Regions from separate parts of the Homo sapiens genome. Here region 2 is linked to region 1. A link is an interaction called in ENCODE POLR2A ChIA-PET data of the cell type or tissue named here. Cell type or tissue: IMR-90. All regions are shown on one strand.

Region 1 (8,000 bases):
CTGGGCAAAGCGAGAGCCCTCTTTCTACGTGCCTTAGGGTGGTGATAGGGCAGCCAAAGACCAAGTGCTTCAGCTGAGGGATACAGATTAGAGATGAGGACCTAACTCCAAAGAGTAACTCTTTGCTGAAGTGACTTCACAGAGGGAAGTAAGCAGTAATTCAACTCAGCCTTAGATAGAAAGCTTTTCTATGAATAATGGGAAATAAAGTTAAAGGAAATGATGCAAATAAAGCAAGAAAAAAATACTGATGATCAGAAAAAAGAAAAGTATTTGTGAGTATATAGATAAATGACTACGCTGCTCTTAGGGTCTTTTTTTTTGGTTGTTTGTTTGGCTTAATCAAAATGCATGTTTCTAAAGAAATGTTAACAGGAGCTAAGTTTAATTTCCACTTGGATAATTCAGAAGTAATTTCTCATACCGATTATTTTCTATTCTTTAAAAAGTAATTTGCTTTTATATGTGGGGGATTTCCCCCCACCACCTAACTACCCTTGAGCTAATTTTTTTTTTTTTTTTACAAGGAGGTCTGAAAGATCCTCAAAATAGAGAAGAGCCAATGACTTCATACACCGAATCGGCTAAATCCTGTCTCACATTTTCACTGTAGCCAGAAGAGCCACTCTGGTCAAGTAGAAACCCTGAAGTTTGCCGTCATTTCATCCAGGGTCTGCAGGTATGCAATGGGAATGTTCCTTTTGGCATTTGCAAAATTAGTGCTCCAAAATGAAATAGTGGAGGGAATTGATTTTGTAATTGTTATGCAGGGTTATTTTCTAAGCTTTTTAGATCTAAGTTAAATGAAACATACATATTTTTGAATTTCCTTTAGAGGCCTTTAGTATTAAAACCACATATAAGAATTTCTTGAGATACTCAGAGCAAAAGAAAGCATGATTTTTTTCATCAAATGATTTCTAAAGTACAATACTGACAAGTTTTGCTATTTAATAAATGATGAAAAAATGAGTTTTTCCTTTAGAAATATATCAAGTAGTGGCATTTTTTCTTCTGTTTTTCATTAAGATAGCTTATGTGCTAAAGGGATATTAGTTGCTCTAAAATCAGTTTAAGCAAATACATCAAACATTTACCCAATCAAATATTTGTAAATTACAGAGTATATTACAAACACTTAGTAGTTCTGTTTCTAAATGAAAAATTATAACAGGCATCTTCAATTATATATTTATTTTCATTATATATTTATTTTCAGGTAACACTAGTATCTATAGGTGTTTGCATCCTAAATCTATTACCTGTCTTGTATATTTCAACAGTCTATCTTAAATATCTTACAATTTATTTCTCTGTAACTAAATATTAATATTTCACACAAAATGATCATTGATCATGTTGTAAAATCATGAGTCAAAACATCATCTGAAAAGTTCTGAAAAAAATAAAAATGGGAACATGTTTCTTGCTTCTAAACTAGCCAAAACCATTTCCAAACTTATGTCAATTCAAGGGACTCAGTAATACTTACACTATATTCCAACACCCTGAAACCATATGTATTTATCTTACACTAATAAAGGTACTACATGGCAAACATGTTAACAGGTAGATATACAACTAGAACTGCAATAAGGACCGGTTTTAGTTACTATTACTTTATCAGAAAAATATACTTATTGCCGTTATATTTCCGTGGTTATTGTTTTCTTTTTTATTCAGATATAAAATATCTCTTTAGGTTGGTTTATTATATAAAATACAATGCAAAGCAAACTGTTCACATGCATAAGAACTGGGTTTAATCTGTATTTAAAATATTAATGTACACATTTTTGATTCCCTAACAATTTTTTTCTAAATTAAAGACTTTAAAAAATAGATGAAGCACCACACAGAAGATGAACAGTCACAGTTTATAAACTACTCTGTATGTGCTTTTCATATTTATTCCCAATGTATTAATGGGAAAAAAGAATATTAACTTTTTGTAAAAAGAGAAATAAGTCTTTTATTAGGAGTTAATTCTCTTGGAAATGAGTAATAAATTATTTCAGATATTAATGATGGTAGCCAAAAACAAACAAAAAGCCCACTACATGTTATTTCTTAATAAATGTTTTTAAATAAATCAGGCTAAGAACAGTTTTTAAGTAACACTAATTTATGAGGTATCACTAATGCTCTAAAATATTATGCAGATTAATATTTAGTTAAAATATATACTACTTAAATAGTATTTCCAGAAAATGAGCAATGGATCTTAATTGTCCAGGGGATCTATTGTTGCACTCTATTTATTTATATGATAGGAAGTCTTAAATTCTTTCGTTGTAATTTTACAAATTTTTACAAATACAACTCATCTCTTTGATAAAGATGCTACTTATAATAAAAGTAAAGTCAATGATTACTCATATTATATCCAGCTTAAGATTTTGGTAGTTGCCCTGTTAATCTGATAGAAAATATTGATTAGAATGTATCCAAATATTAAAAAGAGTCTGTTTAACTTATAAAAAATGTCTACTTGGTTAGGTTGCATTAGGGCATTTTAAGGCAGAGCAAATATGAACTGATATCATCTATCAGTGTTTGTAAATATCACTAACATTCACGATGATATTGCAGAGGCATCATAAGGAGCAATGCAGCACCAAAGTGTATGCTTTTGGTTGTACTGTATACAATTTTTTTTTGTTAAAAAACTTTTAACAGTTAAATTTTAGAATAAGGTCACTTCTTCTAACAGCTTCATACCCATTACCATAACAGAGTATTTCCAAAACCATAAACAGTTTTTCATGGTGATGAATAAAAAACAGATTTTGCTGGGAAACTGTTCCTGAATCTAATAATTATCCTCTTCATCCTCTTAATTCAGTCTTAGTGTTTTGCTGAGGAGTGGGATGGGTGCCAGTAGCAGTCGTCAGGGGGATTACGGTTATATGAGTCTCCCATCAGGAGGCCAAGCAGCCTGCAATTACTAAAGAGCGGTCCTTTTGATTTAAAGGAAAAGTTTCAGAAATGGACTAAAACGTTGAATAATACACATGATTAGTAATTTGTAGCTGTGGATCAGGGGTTCCCCTCTACCAGAAGTGTTTGTTGAAAAAATAATAAAACCGACACCTGTGGGGAGTTTTAGTATTTCATTTTTCTCTTGATTCAATGGAAGTTCTACAAAACTATTACAGCTCTGGGAGGACCCAACCAGGCTCTGTAATCACCTTCAGAAAATTTATCTGTATATTCCATTGTGGTAAAGCACTGAATAAAATCTTTTCAAGCAGCATCTTTTATATGATGCCCTGGATTTTTAAATGAAAATGGGGGTCAAATTCTCTCATTTTCCTTACAAAAGAGTGAAAAGAACAACTGTGCGGCCTTGATGGCCGCACCAGAAGGTGATTTGATAAAAGGCGGACTCTGGGTGAATGCTGGACTCACATCAATGCCTTATTGTGAGTGCTCCCTGAGACAAATGAGCACTGGCTACGATTTAAGCTGTGTAATTAAATTTCACACAATATGAAGCAGCAAATGACATGTAAATTATGAATGGCCTATTCCTTACTTTCCATGACAGTGTTAAATAAGGGAGGTGTAAGTGAAATCATTAGATTATACTGGTCGGCAGAGACTTTCAAAGGTTGTCTTCAAGCACACACAGCTAGTTTGGCACAAACGATGTACTCTGAGACTATTTCAAACGGTGTCAGGACAATAAGTAACCAGCCTTTAATTGTGTTTGTCCACCTAGGTATAAAATAGACATTATCGCAATATTGTATCGCACACCAAGATGCTCGGGTTTTACCTAAAGTATGACATGACTGGACACCCACTGCAGCTTCCTTGTTTTAGCTGCAGTGAACATAAATATAAACTGGGATTCCTTGAAAGAGATATAAGAAAATACTTACAACTTTAAAAAAATTAGAAACTTCATTTCTGACAATAAAGCTTATTATCAATAACTATAGATTTTCGGTTTAAAGAATAGCCATGACTTATGAAAATAATAATGCAATCTTCCAATTTAAAAAAAAAATAAATGAAGCCCCATGGGCTACCTGTGCACACCTACACAAAAGACTTGGAAAATGACATTGAAAACTCATTTCTTTAGATGTCATATAACATTAAAATAAGTCAGACAGAGAACAAGTTAGAGAAAGGCTTAAAAAAAAAAGGTACCATTCTGAACACCAAATTCTACTTAGTAAAGTACTCATGTTGGTTGCAGTTTTAGCTGTAAAGTTTAATCTTTGGTAAAAAGGTGATTAAATAGCAGTATGTGAACACCTTAAACTATCATCCCTTAACATTCCCTTCTTAATGAGAACAAATCCCTCTTTCAGTAGAAGCTTTAGCTGAAAAAAGGGAAAGCCCATACCCTTTGCAAGGAAGCTCATTAAAAATGTGGAATGCTGTAAAGAACCTTCTCCCCATGCAGAGTCTTTCTGCTTGAGTAAGTATGAGAAGCCTGGAGGATAAATGTTCCTCTCTTGTCTCAAGTAGTTGTCTTGCACCCACTGCCTCAGAGAAAAGAGACACAACTTGTTAGTCAACAGTAATTTTGAAGGGATGGAGAAGGATTAGAGGGGGAAAAAGCTAACATCTCATTTTCTTTCTCAATTGTGTATCTTTTTAAAAGCACAGTGAACTCATCTATCCTAAATATTTGCAACAAATCAAGCGACAGGAAAGGGCTTATATTTGGATATTTTTAAGAATGCATATTTTCAATGGCTATCCTTAAAGGATATTTGTTTTTCATCACAGATATTTTAACAGTGACATGTTAATTTTAAAATGGTCATCTAATTTAAATGATATGCTTTTTTTTTTTGCTCATTATACAGAATTGCATTTAAAGAAGCCAAATCTTGAGTAGAAAAGTTTACATCTGAGCTTACTTATCTTTTGTTATTATTTAAAGTACTTTTGTTTTTATTCAATAATAGCCCATAAATAGCTATAGGGAAAACTGCTCATTTCTATATTTAATACTTTCCTATATATAATATTCAAGGTATAAAATCTGTATCAGGTTGATCATTATTTATATTATATTGCACACTGAAAAAAATTATTTTTCTATAAAAAATTCCAATAAGCACACTTATCTGAAGTACTTTTAGAGCTAAATAGCTGTTTAAAAAATATATCTTAAGACATAAGAAATTAGAGCTGAATAAACTATATGGCAAATTAATATATAAAAAAATCTATATTTTAGCTAAGAATGCCTTCTAGTTAATTATTTAAAATTAATCATACATATGATACATGAGCTGTAAATAATCATAGCTAAATATACTTAAAAATGACTGTAATCTACAGGAAGAACATACATTTGTCTATCAAAATGCAAAATATAAAACCAAAATTACTTCTGACTTAAAAAGAGAAAGTGAAAAGATTCTTATTGTAGAAAGTCTTTATTTTAATAAGTATTTTTGAAGTCTAAAGGTTATTTTTTAAAAATTTAAAAATTTACATTTTTTAAACTCTATCATTTAATTTCAAGTTCTTTCGAATAAAATGTAGATTTCTGTAAGGTAATAAAAAGTTCACTGGTCCTGCTTTTGAAGGCTGTTAAGGAAAAAATCATTTAAATAAACTTTGTTGTGAAGACAAGAAGGTAGGCAAAAGTTATCTTTTTACTACTTTGCCTCAATCTCAGTGATATTTACATTATTTTCATATAATCTAATTTGTGCATAGGTCAAGTTTTTTTCTGTTTTGTAGTGTTATATTGTCTTTGTGTCTGGTTTAGATGTTAAAGGTTGTGCTAAATATCTCGTGAGCTGTAATAGTTTCAGTCTGCTTACCATGGTCACTGTAGATCATTTCTGCCTAGCTTTTCAAGTATCCTCCATTAACTGTCAGGATGGTCCATTTCACAATCAAGCCAACTTATATCTGTCTGGATTACACTCTAAGGTTTCTGACCCTTTCTGAGTCGCCACTTATTACTTAAATCTTAAACTTCATTTCTGTGCTTGACAGCAATGCCATTGTTTTGCTTATTTTCTGATTGGGAGGCTGGCAGTCTCTTCTGAGACTGATGCCAACTGAGCTCTGTGTATCAGCCAGTAGGAGTCACTTGGAGCAGATGGTCATCATCCTTCCCCACAGCCCAAATCCCTGGTCTGGGTGGCAAAGTCCCAAGACCACACCTACATACATGCCAACTGTCCTTATTTACTAAGATACTCCTTCTTATTTGTTTAGCTTAATAAATCATTTGCCCTAATATCTTTCTAATGAACTTATGTTCTCATTTCAATTTTCTTTAATATATCTTCCTATTAGCATATCTCCCCACTGTCCCTATCCTTTATTGCCCATGCTATTAGAAGGTACATTTTTAAATTCAAATCTTTTTTTGGTTTCATAAATGTCCATCTTTACAGAGATTTTATATACTTACTGGTATATATGTAACAGGTTGAAATTCTATTCTGGTGAAAAAGTATATTGACTCCTTCCATTTCCATTCCTCCAACTTAAAATATTAAAGTTCAATCTTGGGTATAGTTAAAAAATGAGTAATTGTTTTATCACTCTAAACAGCATCTGAATGGCTTTTTTTTTTTTTTGAGACAGGGCCTTGCTCTGTTGCTCAGGCTGGAGTGTAGTCGTGCAATCATGGCTCACTGCAGCCTCCACCTCCTGGGTTCAAGTGATCCTCCCACCTCAGCCTCCTGAGTAGCTGGGACCACAAGTGTGTGCCACCATGCCCAGCTAATTTTTGAAATTTTTTGTAGAGACAGGGTCTTGCCATGTTGCCGAAGCGATCCCCCTGCCTTGGCCTCCAAAGTGGTGGGATTACAGGCGTGAGCCACCGCGAACAGCCTTGCCATTGAGTTGATAAAATTTCTGAAAAAGCCGATACCTAACTTAACTATAGAACACAGCATATAGTTTAATTCCTAAGAGAGCTAAAGATTCATAAAATACTCAAAATAAATTTAAGCCCCATAGTTCCTTACTCTTGGGGATGTATAGTTATTGGGAACATCCTAAGCCTAACTTTTTGAAATAGCAGTGAATTATTAGTACATGTTATTTTTGGATTGAGAAAGCAATGCATCTGATCACTCAGAAACATACAACATTCTGGTAAAAAGATGACTGGTCTCTGCTATTATAATCATAACGTAATAGGGTTAAATAATATGTCATAATAATTTGCATTTAATTTTCCCTTAGAATCATCTGGAATATCTAAGGAAGTCATCTAAGTACAGTTACAGGAAGTATTATTTCTAAAAAGTTATATCTAAATTAAATTGACATGAAGTGAAATATGCTATTTAACTTATACTTAAGTGGGACCTATTAGGAATCTTGTGTAAAGTTAAAAGATCTTTTGAAATACAAATATCGTCTTCTAATGTTTTTATAATACATTTAAAAAAATCTAGCATACTTAAACTGATGCATATTTCTACTTAAGGAAAAGAACTTGCCAAAGCAAGAAAGATAAAATCAGGATGGCAAGATATATTTCAACCTGTTAAGCTGGGGTTTAGAGTAATTTCTTTCAAGGACTAGAGGCATTCTGGAAATATTATGAAATCCACAGGAAAGAAGAAATAGGAGTTTTTGAGCCTAGATTAGATTTAACGTGGTGACATGTTTCAAAGTTGTGCCATTAGGAAACAGCAGGCCAAATAAATGAGATACTGCTTAGTCAAAACTTCAGTTTTTCTAGTGTCCATGTAGCTAAGGTAAGCTTCTCTTTCCCTAGCACTGGAGGAGAAGTTGGTATGTAATTTGTTGGGAGTTTATGTGATATAGAGTCCATCCCAAAGGTGGACATAAAAGTATATATCTTTATGGTAGTCAGGCTCATCAATATCTCAGATCACTTAATAAAGCACTGAAGCTGATGAATACAAACTATTCAAGCTGGTAATCAGAAAACACTGACCGACCATAGTGGCTCATAGCCTGTAATCCCAGCACTTTGGGAAGGCGAGGCAGGTGGATTACTTGAGGTCAGGAGTTCAAGACTACCCTGG
Region 2 (8,000 bases), 210 kb before region 1:
TAAAAGACTTAACTAGGCTGGGCACAGTGGCTCACACTTGTAATCCCAGGGCTTTGAGAGGCCCAGGCAGGCAGGTCACAAGGTCAGGAGTTCGAGACCAGCCTGGCCAATATGGTGAAACCCGTCTCTACTAAAAATACAAAAATTAGCCAGGCGTGGTGGCACATGCCCGTAGTCCCAGCTACTTGAGAAGTTGAGGCAGGAGAATCACTTGAACCCAGGAGGCGGAGGTTGTAGTAAGCCGAGATTGTGCCACTGCACTGCAGCCTGGGCAACAGAGGGAGACTCTGCCTCAAAAAAAAAAAAAAAAAAAAAAAAAACAAAAAAAAAACAAGGCTTAACTACGTTGTAATGTTCATCTTTAGTGGTTCGCCATTCACTCCTGCTGAATTACCGGTAAAAACTCTCCCCCACACAACCCCCTGTTGGGGACATCAAAGGAAAGAACTATCGCTCATTGTGGGAGGCAGGGCTCAAGGAGCAGGTGAAGCTGCCAGGTCAGAGGAAGATCAAGAATTTAGTGGGAGAATTGGAGCAAAGTTCTCCAGTAGAAACACAACTGCACACACACATTCCTGGGGTGAGGAGGAGGATGCCCAGTTTTCCTTTGCATATAGGCTGTGTGTTCAAGCTGCTTTATTTAAGCACAAGCTCTCACCCTTAGGTAGGCTAGAGGATTAGAGTCAAGGGCACAACCTGATGTCAAACATTAGGTTTTTACTACCTACATATACTTAAAAATAACTAAATAAATAAAAAATAAAAAGTAATTGATCTTTGTTCACGGAACTGGATTAACACTCAAATCCTGTTTTGAAAACAGGAGTTGAATTTACTTATTCTGAGGTTCAGAATAAAATTATTAAGTCAAATTGGAAAAAAAAATTGTATGCACCAGAGCTCCTCTTGAGGAGAGTTCCTTTTTTTTTTTTTTTTCCTCCTGGACTAATTTAATTTGGTTGTCACTGTTCACTTTTTGATATAGGAGACTCATTTCTGATCATCTCCTTTGAACATTCTTTTAAATTTTATTTTACTTTAAGTTCTTAGATACGTGTGCAGAACGTGCAGGTTTGTTGCCTAGGTATACATGTGCCGTGGTGGTTTGCTGCACCTATCGGGGAGAATTCTATGTAGAAAATTCTATCTGGAATTATTCCTATCTAGAATCCTATCTAGAATTATTCCTATCAGGAGGAATAATTTGATAAGTCCTTGGGAATAATAAGAGGTAACCTTTACTGAGTACTTTTTATATGCAGGCCCTCACAGGCTTTTTTGTTTTGTTTTGTTTTGTTTTGAGACAGGGTCTCGTTCTGTCTCCCAGGGTAGAGTGCAGTGGTGCAATCATGGCTCACTGCAGTCTTGAACTCCCAGGCCCAAGCAATCCTCCTTGCCCAGCCTCCCAAGTAGCTGGAGCTTCAGGTGCACACCACCATGCCCAGCTACTGTTTCGTATTTTTAGTAGAGATGGGGTTTCACCATGTTGCCCAGGCTGGTCTCAAACTCATGGACTCAAGCAATCCACCCCCCACTCACCCTCTGAAAGTGCTGGGATTACAGGTGTGAGCTATGGCACCTGGCCCCTCAGAAGTATTAAATCATTTAATTTTCACTAGAGTGCTATGAAGTAGGCATTATGATTACCCCTACTTTCTAGATGAGAAAACCGAGGCACATGGAGGCTAGATCATTTGTCCAGAGTCACAAAATTTGTGAATGAGAGAGTTGGGGATTTATTCCAAGAAGTTGAGAAATCACAACTGAAGGCGGGGTATGGGGTGAAAGTGTGCTAGAGGGATGTAGCGGGTAGGGACCAGAGATGCTGTTAATCATCCTGTAATGCACAGCACTTTCCCCCTCTCCAACAACAAAGAATTATCCAGACCCAAATGTCAATAGTGCCAAGGTTGAGAAACCTTCCTTGTAATCCCACCCTGCACCTCATACTAAAGTCGAGGTTGGGGGAGCTCCCCTAAGACGTATGCCACATTAATGCTATTGCTGTCATACTCCCTTTTGAGGAGGTGGGCCTGGTTAACTGCAGGAGGTTTCTCTTACTGACAGGAATACGCAAATTAGTGGCCAGAGCTGAACTGTCTAGAACAATAAAGGCACAACTAAGCTTTTTCGGTGGAAGGGTGGCAGTGGAGAAAAACACAGGTGATGGTGGGAGAGAAGGTGACCACGGAAGGACACATACATCTGCTGGAAATGTGTGGAGAGTTTTGCTATTAGGGGTGCATGTAAGCTCTCTTTTTCAGTTCTCCAACATCTTTATTACGAGCTGCATTGCCTGATAATGTTTTGCATAATGAAATTTCTTTTGGAGAGAATAAAAAAGAAATACAGATATACATGCCCCCTAACATACACATCACAGAGTAGAAACATGCTGTTTGCTCATGGGGGGACATGAAAGTTACACATCTCAGTCAATTCTGTGGCCTGCTCTGAAGGAAGAAGACAACATATTGTCTATAACCTGAAGCACCATCTACAAAACCGTTGACAAGCTCCTCCAGTCTCAGGGCTACATGTCAATGACTCCCAAATTTCTGTCTCCAGCCCAGACCTCATTTCAGAGCTGCAGATTTCTTTATCCAATTCCCTCCTGGATCTCTCTGCCAACTTCTCAAAATTCAACATTTTTAAAAATGGACTCATGATCTATTTCTCTCTCCACCTGACTCCCATCTTCACAGTTGATGGAATTTTCCTGCAACCTTTCAACCAGTAATCGTCAGGGACCCCTATCTTTGTCTCTCAGCAGCTTCCCCATCCGTCACCAAATCTCTCCCCAAAGTATCTCTTGACAGTGACCCCTTTTCTATCCACAAATTTCACAAATATATGTGTGCTTTTGCTATTAATTTTCAACAGGAAAGTGGAAAGGCTAAAACACAATTCCTCCAAATCAATATGTTGGGCGCTTTCTGCCTCCAGCTTTATAAATGACCCAGAAAAAAAAGAACAAATGTAAATTCATGGTGAGTGCTGATGATACAGAATTACGTGGCAAGCTGTGGCCAGGGGCAAAGAGCAGGAAAGATTCATCATGACTTAGATCAGCTCAGCAATTGAGCTGACACACGGCCAATTAAGTGTGTTCATGGGAAGCACTAGAGAAGTGTGCAATGAGGCCCATGGAAAAAAGGCAAGCTTGGACCAGCTGACTCAGAACCAGATCCAATCACCTCACCTGGAGACACAGACTCAGCTCCTAAAACATGAACAGATAGGGTTGAAAAGAGAAGCTTGGATTCACCAATCCCAGGCAAGGATATTTCCCACTCTGTCCTTTTTAATATCAGAGCATGCATAATAAGTTTCCCTGATTTTCCCAAGGATTTTTTTTTTTTTCTCAGCACTGGGCAAATGTGTCATTTTAAGTATCTGAATGTCCTTGTCCTAGTGAAGTGAGAACTGTAGATTTTTTTGAGCTCAGAGGCCACCCATGCTGGGTTCCCAGTTGTGGACTCTGAGCCTCTGGGGCACCCTAGAGCTGTTGCAGGGATGCCTGAACCAACATGTACATTACGTTTGTCTATGGACCGAATCAATTAGTCTTGCTTCATCTTAGGGCCATGGAGCTATCCCTAGGTAATTTATAGTGAATTTTAGGCATCTATGAACCTTCTGAAATTGAATGCAAATATTTTATATGTGTGTTTATTTGACAACTTGCAGGGGGAAAAGGATCATTGTATTTTATCATCTTCCCAAAAGAGGTCTGAAAGAAAACTTCCTATTCAAGTAAATGCCATGTATGATTTAAAAATATATACATTAGATTATGTTGTAATTAATACACTCCTAGTTTATTTAAGGCATTGATTTAAAAAGAACAATTTTTTGTTACTGTACATTTTTTGTGTCAAAGAATGCTTTAGTACTATACAAAGGATTATTTGCAAGTCCTTGAAATATTTTTGGTATTTTTACTGAAAGAAGCCCTCACAAAACATAACTGATAAAGGGCTTGAATCCAGAATCTATAAGGAAAGCTCACAACTCAACGAGACAGAATTCCATAGGTACGACATTCTAGGAGAGACAAAACTTTAGGGACAGAAAATTGATCAGTGGATCAGAAGCTGGGGTTGGGGGAATGGGGATTCATTGCAAAGAGACACAACAAACTTTTGGGGTGATGGGAATGTTGCTTTGGCAGGAAAGTAGTTTTTTGTTTGTTTGTTTGTTTGTTTCCCTTTTCTCCTTCTTCTTATAGGGTTACCATCAGAAGGGATGTAATGAGTTCTCCACAGTTCCCTAGACATGTCCCTTATCTGTGCATGAACTCTTCCAATGTTCATTTGTTTGTGGCAGCGCAGTAATGAGGAAAGATTTCCACTCAGAAAATCCCCCTTGTGCACTCAACAGCAGAAGGGCTCACTCAGCTTCTCAGGAAAGTGGCCACTGGGTGTTGACAGTCTCCTGCTATTCACCGGTGTGCTTAGAAATTACACAAACAAATAACAAATCTTGTTCTTTTCTCAGAAACATGCCAGTGCATGCATTGCTTCCACGGTGGCCATATTGCTGAGGAAACTCAGTAATGGGACTCTCCCTGCCCTGGGAGCCCCTGCTCATTAACTTCTCTCCAGAGACCCCTTACCCTGAGCAAAGCATATGGAATGACAGCTCTGCAGCCCCTTAGCACGAGGGAGATTCCATTTGATTCACAATTTGCCTAGAGGGCCGAGGGGCCAAGAGGACACAGGGTTAATTCACTTGCCTAGCTTAGGTTCAAATCTGTCTACACGCTGAAATGGGCTGGATGGGTGGCAATCAATTCAGCATTTTAACAGGCAGCTGCCCACCCCACCAATACCTCCTGGCTTCCCAGGATGCAGATCTGGAGCTAGAGAGGACAAGATGGTACTGGGCGGTTAGAGCAATGGAAATATTCTATAGTTGAACCGTGCTCCTTGATTAATGAGCTTTTAAAAAATCATTCTTTTAAGGAGCTCTTCATTCCTGAAGAGAAGAAGCATTTGCTTCCATAGAGCAAAGAAACCATAGAAATCCAGCAGCTGACTTGCACTGGTGAGTCCAATCCATCCAAGCACAAATCTGATTAATGACCCAGCTTTTTAATGACACAAATTCTGTTACGTCATTCAAAGGGAAATGCCCTTTGCTTCTCTGAGCCTAGTCGTGGTCAGGCCTGGAACACAGTTGAGAGCTTACTGAGTGTGTGTGTGAAATGTGAGGGATTCTACACCTGACAAAGTAATCTATGTGGGTGTCACTTTATTGAAGGTGGGAGAGCCTCGTGGTTACACTGGGTTCTAAAGCCAGACTGCCTGGTTTAACTCCCGCCTCTGCCTCTGCCACTTGCTAACGAAGTGTACTGGGGCAAGTTTATCAGCATCTCTGTCCTTCTGTCCCACAGTTGTAGAATGGAGATTAATAGCGTTACCTACCTCAATGGGTTGTTGTATTAAATGAAATAATATATGTAGAGTGTTCAGCACATGCTGGACATGTAGTGGAAATGTGATCAATGTTGACTACTATTGATGACAGTTTGATGCAATCAGACATTTACAAAGAGGACAGAAATTAGAAGAAAGGAAACACCCAGCTGTGCCTTGGCCTGAGTTTCCTTTGTCTCCTGTTTCTTGACTGTTTTGGCTTCTTTTTGTCCCTGTTTCTCCCCACTTCTTCTCAACACCCCCCACTTCCTTGCCATTACCAGCACTTGGCGACAAAACTCCTGAGAATAAAGCACATTTCTAAGTTGAATTTTAGAGATTTAGTGTCTCATCTGGTGTAATTTTCCTCAGAAAGTGCTGAGTGCTTCAGTTGCTCCTGAGATCCCATGTTACAGCTCGGGGCTCTGAAGCGAATAGTCCTAGATTAATTATTCCCAGCAGATATAAGGACTGAACCCAAGAATGACTTGAAAGCTCTTAAGGAATGCAGAAGGGCTCTCCCTCTACCTCTCCCCCTCCCCCTCCCGCTCCCCCTCCCCCTCCCCCTTTCCCGTCTCCCCACGGTCTCCCTCTCCCTCTCTTTCCACGTCTCCCTCTGATGCGCAGCAGAAGCTGGACTGTACTGCCGCCATCTCGGCTCACTGCAACCTCCCTGCCTGATTCTCCTGCCTCAGCCTGCCGAGTGCCTGGGATTGCGGGCGCACGCCGCCACGCCTGACTGGTTTTCGTATTTTTTTGGTGGAGACGGGGTTTCGCTGTGTTGGCCCGGCTGGTCTCCAGCTCCTAACCGCGAGTGATCTGCCAGCCTCGGCCTCCCGAGGTGCCGGGATTGTGGATGGAGTCTCGTTCACTCAGTGCTCAATGTTGCCCAGGCTGGAGTGCAGTGGTGTGATCTTGGCTCGCTACAACCTCCACCTCCCAGCCGCCTGCCTTGGCCTCCCAAAGTGCCGAGATTGCAGCCTCTGCCCGGCCGCCACCCCGTCTGGGAAGTGAGGAGCGTCTCTGCCTGGCCGCCACCCTGTCTGGGAGGTGTACCCAACAGCTCATTGAGAACAGGCCATGATGACGATGGCAGTTTTGTCGAATAGAAAAGGGGGAAATGTGGGGAAAAGATAGAGAAATCAGATTGTTGCTGTGTCTGTGTAGAAAGAAGTAGACATGGGAGACTCCATTTTGTTCTGTACTAAGAAAAATTCTTCTGCCTTGGGATGCTGTTAATCTATAACCTTACCCCCAACCCCCTGCTCTCTGAAACATGTGCTGTGTCCACTCAGGGTTAAATGGATTAAGGGTGGTGCAAGATGTGCTTTCTTAAACAGATGCTTGAAGGCAGCATGCTCGTTAAGAGTCATCACCACTCCCTAATCTCAAGTACCCAGGGACACAAACACTGCGGAAGGCCGCTGGGTCCTCTGCCTAGGAAAACCAGAGACCTTTGTTCACTTGTTTATCTGCTGACCTTCCCTCCACTATTGTCCTGTGACCCTGCCAAATCCCCCTCTGCGAGAAACACCCAAGAATGATCAATAAATACTAAAAAAAAAGAAAAAAAAAGGAATGCAGAAGGTACTTCTCAGGCTCTGGAGAAGGTCACATTTTGCTTTTCCTCCTGGAATTTCTAATTGAGAAGAAGACTGCCTCTAAGTATCATGAATGGAAACCAAAACCAGAATCTTCTGCTGAGAAAGTCCTGAAAGACCTGGGTCTTAATAGGCTTCCAGACCCAAATGATCTCGAATACATTGGTATAGAAGACTGGGCAGGGTTCAGCCTTCGGCCTCTTCATTTTACAGAGGAAAGCTAGAGCTCAGAGAAGCAAAGTGACTTGCCTTCATCACACTGTCTTTGTGGCAGGACCAAGACTCCAAATCAAAACCCAGGGCTCTGTCTACACCAGGCAACTTCCCATCTCTGCTGACCACCCCATTGCAGAACAAGTTTTCTTCAGGTCTTATCAAACCCAAACCCTCTCTTTCCTGGTTGGCACATTGACTCTGTTCTGAAGCGAAACATGGAGATTTCCCCTTCAGAGAGCCAACAATAAGGCACATTCTCCCATGAGTCCTGGACGTACTCTGCCCAGGATATCTGTGGTAGATAGCGTTCTAAGAACTCCATGGCCGTGAAGTGTGGGAGGTTGATACAAGACCCAGGCGGTGTCCCAGGACTCTCAGAGTCTGAAAATGCTGAGACCACGGAGGGAAGTGTAGAACTCTCAGGCAAGGCTGGACAAAGCCCAGGAAATCCTGAGGTGGCTCATAGGTAAGACCAAGTAGAATTCATACCCATGATGCTCCAGTTAAGCCCGAACACCAGCTAGCAACATGACGTGGGCTCCCCTTTCCACATCTCTGAGCCCTAGTTTCTCCTGCAAAATAAGGAAATGGATGACCTCTGAGTCTTCCTCCAGCTCTAACAGCCTCCTCTGTGACCCTAAAGGTGTAGTGCTGATTGATTAAGTGCGTAAGTCTTGACATCATATGCGGGCTCAAATCCTAGTGCTACCATTGTGTGACTTTGGGTAAATAACTTCTCTAGGCATCAACTTTTTCTTCTGTA

What was found. Peaks named below come from ENCODE experiments on the same cell type or tissue, not always from the same donor. Only the 100,000 strongest peaks of a DNase experiment are listed, where the experiment ranks them.
Region 2: POLR2A ChIA-PET joins it to region 1 with 10 read pairs; 2 of 35 experiments call an interaction of 5 or more read pairs at or near these places.

What each region holds. Positions count from the first base shown.
Region 1 is chr11:31,759,910-31,767,909 of GRCh38, reverse strand. The region is part of intron 9 of ELP4 (elongator acetyltransferase complex subunit 4); the gene reads right to left. It overlaps ELP4-AS1 (ELP4 antisense RNA 1), which reads left to right and starts at 19. Exons shown (of 3, transcript NR_199065.1): 1 at 19-275; 2 at 528-679. RefSeq lists enhancers at 2,601-4,162, 4,175-4,881, 2,601-4,899. In IMR-90, no CTCF peak of the experiment used is centred here; no DNase peak of the experiment used is centred here.
Region 2 is chr11:31,970,025-31,978,024 of GRCh38, reverse strand. No RefSeq gene overlaps it. Among named protein-coding and RNA genes, the nearest start is that of LINC03031, 67 kb to the left of the region's middle. In IMR-90, no CTCF peak of the experiment used is centred here; a DNase peak (open chromatin) is centred at 3,054; H3K27me3 peaks cover 2,272 bases.